2 separate regions of the Mus musculus genome follow, and region 1 is linked to region 2. A link is a loop called in an ENCODE intact Hi-C map of the cell type or tissue named here. Cell type or tissue: left cerebral cortex. All regions are shown on one strand. Links, peaks and the distances in the headings refer to the core of each region. The heading gives the core; the rest is flanking DNA. Region 1 overlaps Galntl6 (UDP-N-acetyl-alpha-D-galactosamine:polypeptide N-acetylgalactosaminyltransferase-like 6). Region 2 overlaps Galntl6 (UDP-N-acetyl-alpha-D-galactosamine:polypeptide N-acetylgalactosaminyltransferase-like 6).

What was found. Hi-C counts contacts between places; a loop is a spot of excess contacts. Peaks named below come from ENCODE experiments on the same cell type or tissue, not always from the same donor. Only the 100,000 strongest peaks of a DNase experiment are listed, where the experiment ranks them.
Region 1: a loop joins it to region 2, with 2.7 times the contacts of the local background. A loop is called at or near these places in 2 of 42 quality-filtered maps.

The regions. Positions count from the first base shown.
Region 1 is chr8:57,936,477-57,941,859 of GRCm38, reverse strand. All of the region lies in intron 6 of Galntl6 (UDP-N-acetyl-alpha-D-galactosamine:polypeptide N-acetylgalactosaminyltransferase-like 6), which reads left to right. Among named protein-coding and RNA genes, the nearest start is that of Gm2921, 140 kb to the right of the region's middle. In left cerebral cortex, for the core only: a CTCF peak has its summit at 2,210 (motif pointing left); DNase peaks (open chromatin) are centred at 268, 600 and 2,156; H3K4me3 peaks cover 233 bases; H3K27ac peaks cover 557 bases.
Region 2 is chr8:58,079,141-58,084,523 of GRCm38, reverse strand. All of the region lies in intron 4 of Galntl6 (UDP-N-acetyl-alpha-D-galactosamine:polypeptide N-acetylgalactosaminyltransferase-like 6), which reads left to right. Among named protein-coding and RNA genes, the nearest start is that of Gm2921, 280 kb to the right of the region's middle. In left cerebral cortex, for the core only: no CTCF peak of the experiment used is centred there; a DNase peak (open chromatin) is centred at 2,593; H3K27ac peaks cover 531 bases.

The DNA.
Region 1 (5,383 bases), core at 68-5,067, 140 kb after region 2:
AACACTCTCTCTCTTCTGGAATCTTAGAAGTGAGTCTTGAGTTTTATTCTTCCTATCATACCTCACTCCCTCACTCATTATCAGAGCAAAGCTATACCTTTCCAAACCTGATCCATTGGGAGCAATGAACCCTTTCTCTATTGCAACAAACCATTACCCTCACAAATGAAAACTGTTTTCAAGGCTGTTATTTTGAAAGCCAAGTACTGAAATTCCATTTCCTATTTTGGATGGTACCTGCCTTACATCTCTCTAAAGCAACAGATGCCTGAGTGCAAGAAGCATCACACAGAAGAAAAGTCTTGCCAATAATAATTCCTGCAAAACATATTACCTACTATACAAAGTTCTTAATATATAAATTATTTTATCTAGTATATACCTATTATACATATATATGAGACACAGTATAGTTGATTACAGTCGTCCAATATTTAGAACAGACATAAGCCTCACACACATTTAAAATAGACTTTGGGAAGAAAGCATTCAGGAGAATGAGTAAAAGGGTTGAGTGGGAGTGAAGTCCAAGCTGGCAGTCTGGAGAAGGCTCAGAATGCCTGTCAGTTCACACAGCAGAAGGAAGCAGCAGCTCCTGCAATCTCCTAAGGCTGTCCTGACAAGGTCGTCCAACTAGGACACTTAACCCAAGGGAAAAAATTGCTAGCAAATCACAAATATTAGTGGCCATGAAGTCCAAAGACCAGGTGTCAGCAGAGCCATGCTCCAGAGCTGCTGTGATTATGAGGAATCTCTGAGCCTCCCCGCTACCTGCTCACAGCTTGATGTATCCTTGTCTTGTGCACACATAGCTTTGGTTTCCACTCAGTTTTATCCAGTGTCTCTTCCCATTTTCTCTACTCTACTCTGCATGTGCATGGGCAGAACCTAAGAGAAAAAGTAATAGGGGAAGACAAGCAGATGTGAGGCATTTTACCATCCACGTAAATGCAATCTTTGAAGCTGAAAATAGATATAATAGAGGGAAGGAACCAGAGCTCAGAGCCACCGAGGGGCTTCCTGTCACCTGCGTAAGTGTGTACCCTCTCCACCAAACAAAGTGACTGCTCATAATAGCTACTTAATAAATAGTTATGTGAGAAAATTAATTAGAAGTCAATATTTTCTGGTAATTGCTCTTTAATTTTTGGTTTGATTTTTTTCTGGTTTCTTTCTTTGCTTTTAAAACAAAAAACAAAAAAACTTTGATTTAAGATAGAATCTCCTATAACCCAGCCTGGCCTCACACTATGCATATACCCCAGGATATCCTAACTCCTTGTCTTCGTGAATTTATCTCTATACAGCTGACATTACAGCTGTGTGCACCACCATGCCTTCCCTGTTGCCCAGGTTTGATCAGCAAAACGGAAAAGAAAAGAAGCAAAAATATTTACTAAAAGATAAAACCAGGTATGGGACTTAGAAACCACACCAGACAAGATTCTTCTTGCCTCTAGAACGAGAAAGCACATCAAAGAAGTTCAAACGTTTCTTTACGCACATGTCACAACTTTAATTTTTAATTTCATCAGAGCCATTTTCCACTAGATGACTCTTCAGAGACTAGAAAGTTACAGGTGTCTCTTTAAGCCACAGATTGCTGACTGGCTGGGTACTTCTAACCTTTGGCTCTTGGGGTCAAAGATTTTAATTGTGCTAGTTCCTTCAAGCTCCTTCTTCACTCCCCATACCTATAATTTATCCTGATCTGATGAACACTTTCTTCCAGTTTTATTTGAGAATTTCCCAGGAAGCTATGGACAATAAAATCATTTGGGAAGCCACACTACAGAATTCTGCCAGGAGTTCAGGAACCAGGAAATAACCTATAAATCTGCCTGGCTGATGTAACTCTGTGAAGAAAAGATCCCCATAAATGTGACTATTTCTAGAATGTACACGTACAACATTACAAACACAAGTAAATTTCACAGGAAAATCGGAGTCTCAACAAGAGCCCCTTTAAGAAAAACACCAGAGGTGAAGGAGTCCCTCCATACTCCCACCAGAGCTAAACTCCCTTATTGAGATGACATGAGTTCGTACCCTGTAGATTGAATCTTTAGAATGACTATTTTCAGTTTAGAATTATTGTCCATATCGAACTCAGAAACGGGCTGCCTGTTGCCAGTAAAGCCGAAGGGAGGCTAAAATAGTCAAAGCAGCAGTTGGCTCAAGGTTTTGTTGGTGTTATACCGCCACCTGCTGGAAGCAGAGGTGAATCGTTTTCAAGGAAAACATTAACAAAAGGTAATACTGTTTTCAAATGAGGTTTGACACTTAGAGTTAATGAACTCTGCAACCCTAGCTGCGTGACAGGGTAAGTTCCAGGGTCCCTGAACTGAGGAAAGATGAACTGAATCCTTATTGTGAAACCACCAAACAACCTCTTTGAGGCATTGGTACAGAAGAATTGACAAAATTCCTCACAGCCTCTCTCGGAGCTCTCTTGAAGGAACTGCAGCAAGACCCTCCATGGCAAATGATACAGGGACAAAGGAAAGATATACTAGATCATGGGGCACTGTCTAGATCATGACCTGAATGTGAAAAACAGCAGCAGCAACAACAACATCTTCAGAATACATGCCTCTGGGTTTGTTCAATGTTGAAGTAATGGATATGTGCTGTGTAGTCTGAGAGGCTGATCTAGAGTCCAAACCTGGATATAAGAAAACACAAGGTCTTACTTCAGTTTCAGCTTAGTTTGTCTGGAGGCACACTGCTGGTGTGGTTCATGCTAGACTGTTGGAGAGAGAGAGAGAGAGAGAGAGAGAGAGAGAGAGAGAGAGAGACAGAGAGAGAGAGAGACAGAGAGAGAGACAGAGACACAGAGACAGAGACAGAGAGAGACAGAGAGAGAGAGAGAGAGAGAGAGAGAGAGAGAGAAGCCTACACATAAAGGAGAAAGAAAGGTTGACAAATACAATAAACAAGACTAGGTTCCAGAACTTTGCTACAGACTGTGGACTCTCCTCCAACATCTGAATGTTCAAGCCCAAATCTCCATGGAGATTGCATTTGGACGCGGAACATTCAGAGGTAACTAAATCATAGACTAGTGCTCCCATGGGAAGTGAGCACCTTAATGAAGGGATGAAGACACCAGAGTACTTAGGACTTGAGATATTTCTCCCATTGAGAGTGTAATGTGACCAGAGGAAGAGCCCTCCCAAACGTCCCGACCTGGCACACTTATCTCAGACCTCTGGCTTCCGAGATGGCAGGGAGTACATTTTCTGCGAGCAAGCTACCGAGCCACGGAATTAATAGAGCAGCTGGAAGTGAAGCCAGGCCTTCAACCTCGAGTCCTCTGAGGTACCAGGATTTTAAACAGACAGAGTGCATGCTGTACCCTCTGATACCGCTCAATTTATTACTAGCACTTGGTGATACACTTAATTAGATCCTCCTCATGTGTTGAGGGTGCTTACAGGCCTGGGAAGTTTAGTATTTTTCATTCCTTCTGCCAGACCAAGACCCAGTCTGATGGCCTCTGCCTATGGTGAAGTTGGAATCCCCACCATTCTTTCTGTATGATACAAAGTTCTGTGACTGTGCAGGCTCAAAATTCTCTCCCCCTAAACTTTCTATTTGCTGAGAAGAAATTGCCTAGCCAAGTCCCTAGGAAGCTGGATTCTGGTACTGTTGTAACTCGCACACAGAACTTAGAGGGCCTAAAAAGGAACTGGCCTGGCGGAGCATCCAGTAGCAGAAAGGGGAAAGAGATTCACTTCTGGAACCCCTAGACAGAGGTCTTGGGAGCCTGTTGGACCGCTTCCTTCTCTATTTCCACTGTTCCTGTCAGGGTTTAGGCTCAGACTGTGGGTTTCTCCTGAGCAGGAGAGAATGTGGCTACTGTCTCGTGTCAGACAGCTCCGTGTCCACAGAGAACTGGGCCATTTTCATCATCACAGAGAACAGATGACATTTTCCCTTGACACCAAATAAAACACCTCAGAAAAAAGAGTTGACTTTGTCCCAACTTGACCGTGGCCATCCATGATCTAGTTACCCAGGGCCCTAATTACTCTAGCCAGGAATGGAGCTGTGATTTCTCAGAACCACATAAAGAGAGGGTGTACATGTATATTTTGTATGTGTGTGTGAGAGAGAGAGACAGAGACAGAGAGTGTTGTAGTAATTCTGAGTTGCTACACTAATAAATATCCACTGCATCTGGTCACAAGACCAAGCCCTGAGTTAGACATATAGATTCCAGTTTGTACACATTTTCAGTAAATCCCATTTCTAAATTAAAATGCCCAATATCTCTTCTCAATAATTCTGGAGAGTGCACTAGGCCATTGGCAGGAAAACTGTAATTTAAGGCAGAAATTGTAAGCACTTGTCATCCTGGAGATAGTGCTATCAGTGGGTACCAGAAAACCGCATAGGTGAAAAGAGAAGAGAGAGGGCACCTTTTCTCATCGGCCAACTCAGCTCTAGGGACAGGATAAAGCCACTGGAGTAGATGAAGTCGGCCTCTGCCTCTGCCTCTTTGCCTCTGCCTCTTTGTCTCTTGCCTCTTTGCCTCTTTGCCTCTTGCCTCTTGCCTCTTGCCTCTTGCCTCTTGCCTGCCTCTTGCCTGCCTCTTGCCTCTTGCCTCTTTGCCTCTTGCCTCTTGCCTCTTGCCTCTTGCCTCCCTCTCTCCCCCTCTCTCCCCCTCTCTCCTCTCTCCCTCTCTCCCCCTCTCTCCCCCTCTCTGTGCCCCTCTGCCTCTGCCCCTGCCCCTCTGCCCCTGCCCCCCTGCCCCCTGCCCCTGCCCCTGCCCCTGCCCCTGCCCCTGCCCCTGCTCCTGCCTCTGCCATCTTTCACTTCGAAGGAGGAGCCTTTCCAGACAAATGTTCCACTTACAAGATCTCCATACCCTGTACTTGAACCCCATCAGGACTAAGAATAGGAAGTGGTCTCCACATTTACCCACTATTAATTAATGGCATTGAGTGGCCATTCTCTCCTGAGGAGAACTGCTGACCCTAACTCTAACACTAATCCCACCCTGGAATAGCAGCTACTAAATATGATGAGGGAAGAGCTTGTCTCCCTGCCTCTGATATAGGAGAGGGGGCACCAAGAGAAGCTCTTTCCAGTTAAAGCCCACTGGATTACACCTTGCAAAACAGAAAATGGAAACACACACACACACACACACACATACACACACACACACACAAACAAAAACCTGAGGGCTTGTCCTGCACTGGCCATCTTTGTTTTTGGCTTTTGTTTATTGAGTTTTGTTTTCATTTTGCAATAGTGGGAACTGAAAACATAGCATTTTTCATGCTAAAAGTCCCAGCACATGCCCATGTAGAAGCCACAGCTTGGAGAGATGGTGGCTGGATCTAATATAGAGTCTTTTAAAGGGTGGAGTATG
Region 2 (5,383 bases), core at 204-5,203:
CACTTTCCAACTGGTGGTCCAGAGCACAATAGTCAACCATGAAAAAAATACATGCATGTAACATATGGAATAATCAAAGCTAAATGTTGGGGCAGGAACTCGAGTAAGGAAAGAGCTTAGCCACAGGGATGGAAGCAGAAGTCATGAAACAATGCTGCTTACTGGCTCACTGTTCCTAGTTTACTGAGCCTGCTTTCCTATACACCCCAGGCCAGCTGCCCAGGTACAGCATTGCACACACTGGGCCAGGTCTTTCCACTTCAGTCACCAATTAAGGAAATGCACTTCAGACTTACCTAAGAGCAAGTCATATGGAGGCATTTTCTTCCTCCCCCAGATGACTCTAGCTGGTGTCAAGTTGACATCAAACTAGGGACATAAACACCCTCACACTGATAATGTTACAACCATCTATTTATTATGAAAAACAACAACAATAAAACCAATTTCCAAGTTTACTTCCCCAGGAAATTAACATGCTATCATGAAGGAAAATTCTCAGTGCATATTAATTGCTCATTTTATAGTTAGGACTATTTTTGGTAAAGTGAGCAATATTTGGATACATGGAAACTTGTGAGTGTACCAATCCTTCTTGGTTTTTAATAGAACTCATTGCTTTCTCTGCCTCTCCTTTAGAAAGGTACCAGACTCCTGGAGAAGATAATAGCAGATCATGGGATAAAGGTCTCTAGCAATTAAATAAGACAGCCATTTTGTTTTTCCCCATAATGCTCAAAATACTGAGCTTAATGACATGGGTCAGAAAATTCATGGTTCTCAAGGAGTTTATATTTCAGCTGTGCTTACACTCATGCACATTAGCAACTGCCCAGGAAGAAGGAAATAAAATTAAATCCAAATAGTAGCTGCAAAACAAAATATGCTGGAGATAACTAAGTGGTACTATAGTGAGAATTTTTTCAAAAGGAGAAAACCAGTAACATTTTTTAGAGTTAGCAAATAATTTCTGCAGCAGAAAAATGAAAAGCTCAAGGGAGATGCTGAAGCAAATGTCTTGGGGGAAAAAAAATTAATCATTTGAGGGAAGTGATGCAGAATACACTCGATAGGCAAGAGAGTGTTGTGTGGTCAATTGCTGTTATTTTTTATGTTCCTTTTGATCTGCTGTCCATAGGAATTAAAAACCTGTGCATAAACTTTATAATATTAGATTCTTAGATAAAAGGACCAAAAATGAGTGCTGGCATCTGAGGTCTAAAGTGCAATCCGCTAAAAGCTGTGATCAAACTGTTTTGATAGCAGTCTGACCTCTAAAGCCAAAATATTCAGATTAAGATACAATGAAGTGAGACATTTCCTTTCTACAGAAACACTTGTCTTTTCCCATTTGTCAGCCTATTCTTTTAAAATCTCCTTCCTTCCCTAACTTTCTTTTTATGTTGTGGCATGTTTTGCATACATGGTGCACAACCATTGGCCAGGGAAAAGTATCCTCAGTGTTTTGCTGATCTGCTATGGTTTACTTCTGTGTCTTCTCTCTTTACCTGTTGACCATTTCTCTGCTCTCCAGTCAACTGAGTTGCCTGAGCCTGGTCCTGATGACCACAGACTCTTTCACGGATGGCTTAGCAAGCTAAATCAAGGTCAGCAACCCTTCTCAGTAAATGGCCAGAGAGTAAGAAGATATATTCTGTTGCAACGATCCATATCTTCCATTGTAATAGGAACAGAACTATAAACAATATAAAATAATGAGCTTGGATATGTTCCAAATAAATTCTAGTACTAGACACTGAAACTGGAGTATCATAAAGTTGCGTCATGTGATAATATTCTTCCTTTGAGTGTTTTTAAATCATACAAAAGCATGGGTGCTTAGGATGAGCCTCTATTGGGGCAGTGCTCATGTAGCAAACATGAATTTCAAAGCTCTATCCTAAGCATCACATACAAGCAAATGTGGCGGCCCATCCCTACAGTTTCAGCATTAAGCAGGTAGATGTGGAAATATCATAAGCTCAAGGTCATTCCTAACTACATAGTAAATTCCATGCTAGCCAGGGACATATGAGATTCTGTCTCAAAGATACAAAGGAAATTTTCTACAATAATGAATTTAAAACAAACCACTCAAAATTTGTAGCTATTTTAAAGGGATTTCATCCACCAACTAATCTGTCAATCCCTGGACTTCAGCACTGGGACCCACTGCACACAGAGCTGGGAAGCATTGTGTATGTTTCTGTATAGAAGCTCTGTATGCCCTTAGCCTCTGTCTTCATGCTGATGTGCCTGTGCCCACACTGTTCATCTTCAAGGACTCAGTTCCTTTCACCATCTCTGTCTCCTGTGAATACTGTATGTGGTGGGGTGAGTATGCTTGGCCTATGGGAAGTGAAACTATTAGAAGGTGTGGCCCTTATTGAAAGAGGTGTGCTCTTGTTAGCGGTAGTGTAGCACTGGGAGGTATGGGGGTTATGAGTCCTCCTCCTGTGCTCAAGCTCTGCTGATTATGAAAGAGGGCCTCCTCCTCCTGGTTGCCTTCAGATCAGTTAAACGTTTGCCTTTATGAGTTTGTAAGAGTTGCCTTGATTGTGGTGTCTCCTCACAACCATGGAAACTAAGCAAGACGCTGTACATGGGTTGCTTGTTTAATCTTGCAGCTAGCTTGTGATGCAGCTAAGAATAAGCACTGTCCATGATTGAGCGTTTTTAAGTAGAACAGGCAGGAATAAACCTAGTTGAGTAATGCACCATTTTAAAAATATACATATGCATGATTTTATATTTTCTCTGAAGACCTTTCGTCAGGTGTTTTATCTGTTTCCTTTTGTCTTCATTTATTCCTTGTTCCTGGTTTTGCAGTGTTTATTTGAATTCAGGACATTGCACAATGTAGACAGGAAATCCACCACTGAACTATAACCCCAGTCCTTAAAATGTATTTATACACACAGGCTTACAATAACGATCAGTGAATAAAAAGGCCGTGATTTTGAAGGACAGTGAGAAGACAGTATATAGGAGGGTTTGAAAGAGCAAAGGGAAGGAAGAACTGTAATTATATTATAATCTCAAAAATAAAAAGCAGGCTAGTGTAAAAATATATTGTTTCCCAATTTTTTCTCACATGTGGCTGTGAGTTATTTATTAACATCCTTATTTCTTACAGCACTTTTAGTGACTATAGTTTCTTTCTCATTTACATTCTTGTCTCTTATGGAGGCAAATTTTTGCAATTTTTCTTTGGTCCTCTTTTGCCATTATAATTATGATTGCCTTTCAAAGCATAACCACATACAAAAAATAAAATAATCATTTATAACTACAACTCAGATATTAATAGCCATACAAGCAATGTGGGTTAATAACAATAATAATAGCAAATAATTTTGATCCATGCACATGACTGAATCTAAACAACATAAATAATATATATACATATATATATGTGTGTGTGTGTGTGTATGTGTATGTGTGTGTTACATCATTAGATATGAATGATTTATATGATATGTGATGTAATAGCTATGATAGACATAGATATATGTTCATCTTTCCATCATTAATATCTCTTAAAAGAAATATTGTATAGAAAAATAAACTGATTCCTAGAAAAAAATATACAATTTACTGGGAGTCCTTGCTAGTAAGTGGCAGAGAAAGAATCAGAACTCAGGTCATCAGATCCCAAAGTTTACAATTTAACTATTAATATCATTATACTTAATAATAATTGAAAATCCTTTCGTCTCAGCTACAAACTGTGTCTCTGTAACTCCTTCCATGGGTGTTTTGTTCCCAATTCTAAGAAGGGGCAAAATGTCCACACTTTGGTCTTCATTCTTCTTGAGTTTCATGTGTTTAGCAAATTGTATCTTATATCTTGGATATTCTAAGTTTCTGGACTAATATCCACTTATCAGTGAGTACATATTGTGTGAGCTCTTTTGTGATTGGGTTACCTCACTCAGGATGATGCCCTCCAGGTCCATCCATTTGCCTAGGAATTTCATAAATTCATTGTTTTTAATAGCTGAGTAGTACTCAATTATGTAAATGTACCACATTTTCTGTATCCATTCCTCTGTTGACAAAAAGGATGGACCATCTAGAGACTGCCATATCTGGGGATCCATCCCATAATCAGCCTCCAAACACTGACACCATTGCATACACTAGCAAGATTTTGCTGAAAGGACCCAGATTATAGCTGTCTCTTGTGAGACTATGCCGGGGCCTAGCAAACACAGAACTGGATGCTCACAGTCAGCTATTGGATGGATCACAAGGCCTCCAATGAAGGAGCTAGGGAAAGTAACCAAGGAGCTAAAGGGATCTGCAACCCTATAGGTGGAACAACAATATGAACTAACCAGTACCCCCCAGAGCTCGTGTCTCTAGCTGCATATGTTTCAGAAGGTGGCCTTGTCGGCCATCAGTGGAAAGAGAGGCCCATTGGTCGTGCAAACTTTATCTGCCTCAGTACAGGGGAACACCAGGGCCAAGAAGTGGGAGTAGGTGGGTGGGGGACTTTTGGTATAGCATTGGAAATGTAAATGAAATAAATACCTAATAAAAAACAAAATAATAATAATAATAATTGAAAATAAAATAAAAGAAAGGAAAGGGGGGAAATGGGGAGGAAATCTGAGTTAAAATAGAAAACAATGGGAATTAAGTGACCAAAATCATAGATTTAACTCTGAAGGGTGTGGTGTGTGTGTGTGTGTGTGTGTGTCTGTGTGTGTGTGTGTAAGACAGGGAGAGGGAGAGAGAGAATCTACATAGATATAGGAGACTATGAAGCATGAACCACCACACATATTTCAAAGTCAGAGAGCAATGCTGGGCCTCAGTCCTCACCTGCATCCTTGTTTAATATAAGGTCTCATATTTGCCTATGTGCAGACCAGGTTAGCTGCTCCCTGCCTTCTTGTGTTTCTTGTTTCTACTGCCCACATTGTCATAGGAGTACTAGAATTCAAGATGTGAACTAGCATGCTCATTTTTCATGCTTTGCCTACTGATCAACCCCCACACCCAGTCTCTTTGACCCCAGGTATATGGAGCTGCAAGTGATTTCAACTTCCTTGTGTTTCTCTCAGTTGTTCTCCATGTTTTTCTATGCTGTTTTCTAGTCCGATATTTATGAAGTCCTTTATTTAAACAGCCCCTTCTCATCCTTATTGACAGAAAAGTACTTCAAAGACCTTGAACCTTATCACAACGCTCTTTTTGATTGCTTAAAATCTGTACTATTCAAGTTAAATCAAAGAATATCAAATTATATATCTTCTGACTAATGTGTATTTAGATACATGTTTCCCTGTGAACACAAGGATTGCAATAATGTAATCCATTGATGTGGGATTTCTTTGCAATGATTAAGTTTGTTTTTTGCAAAATTGTAATCAGC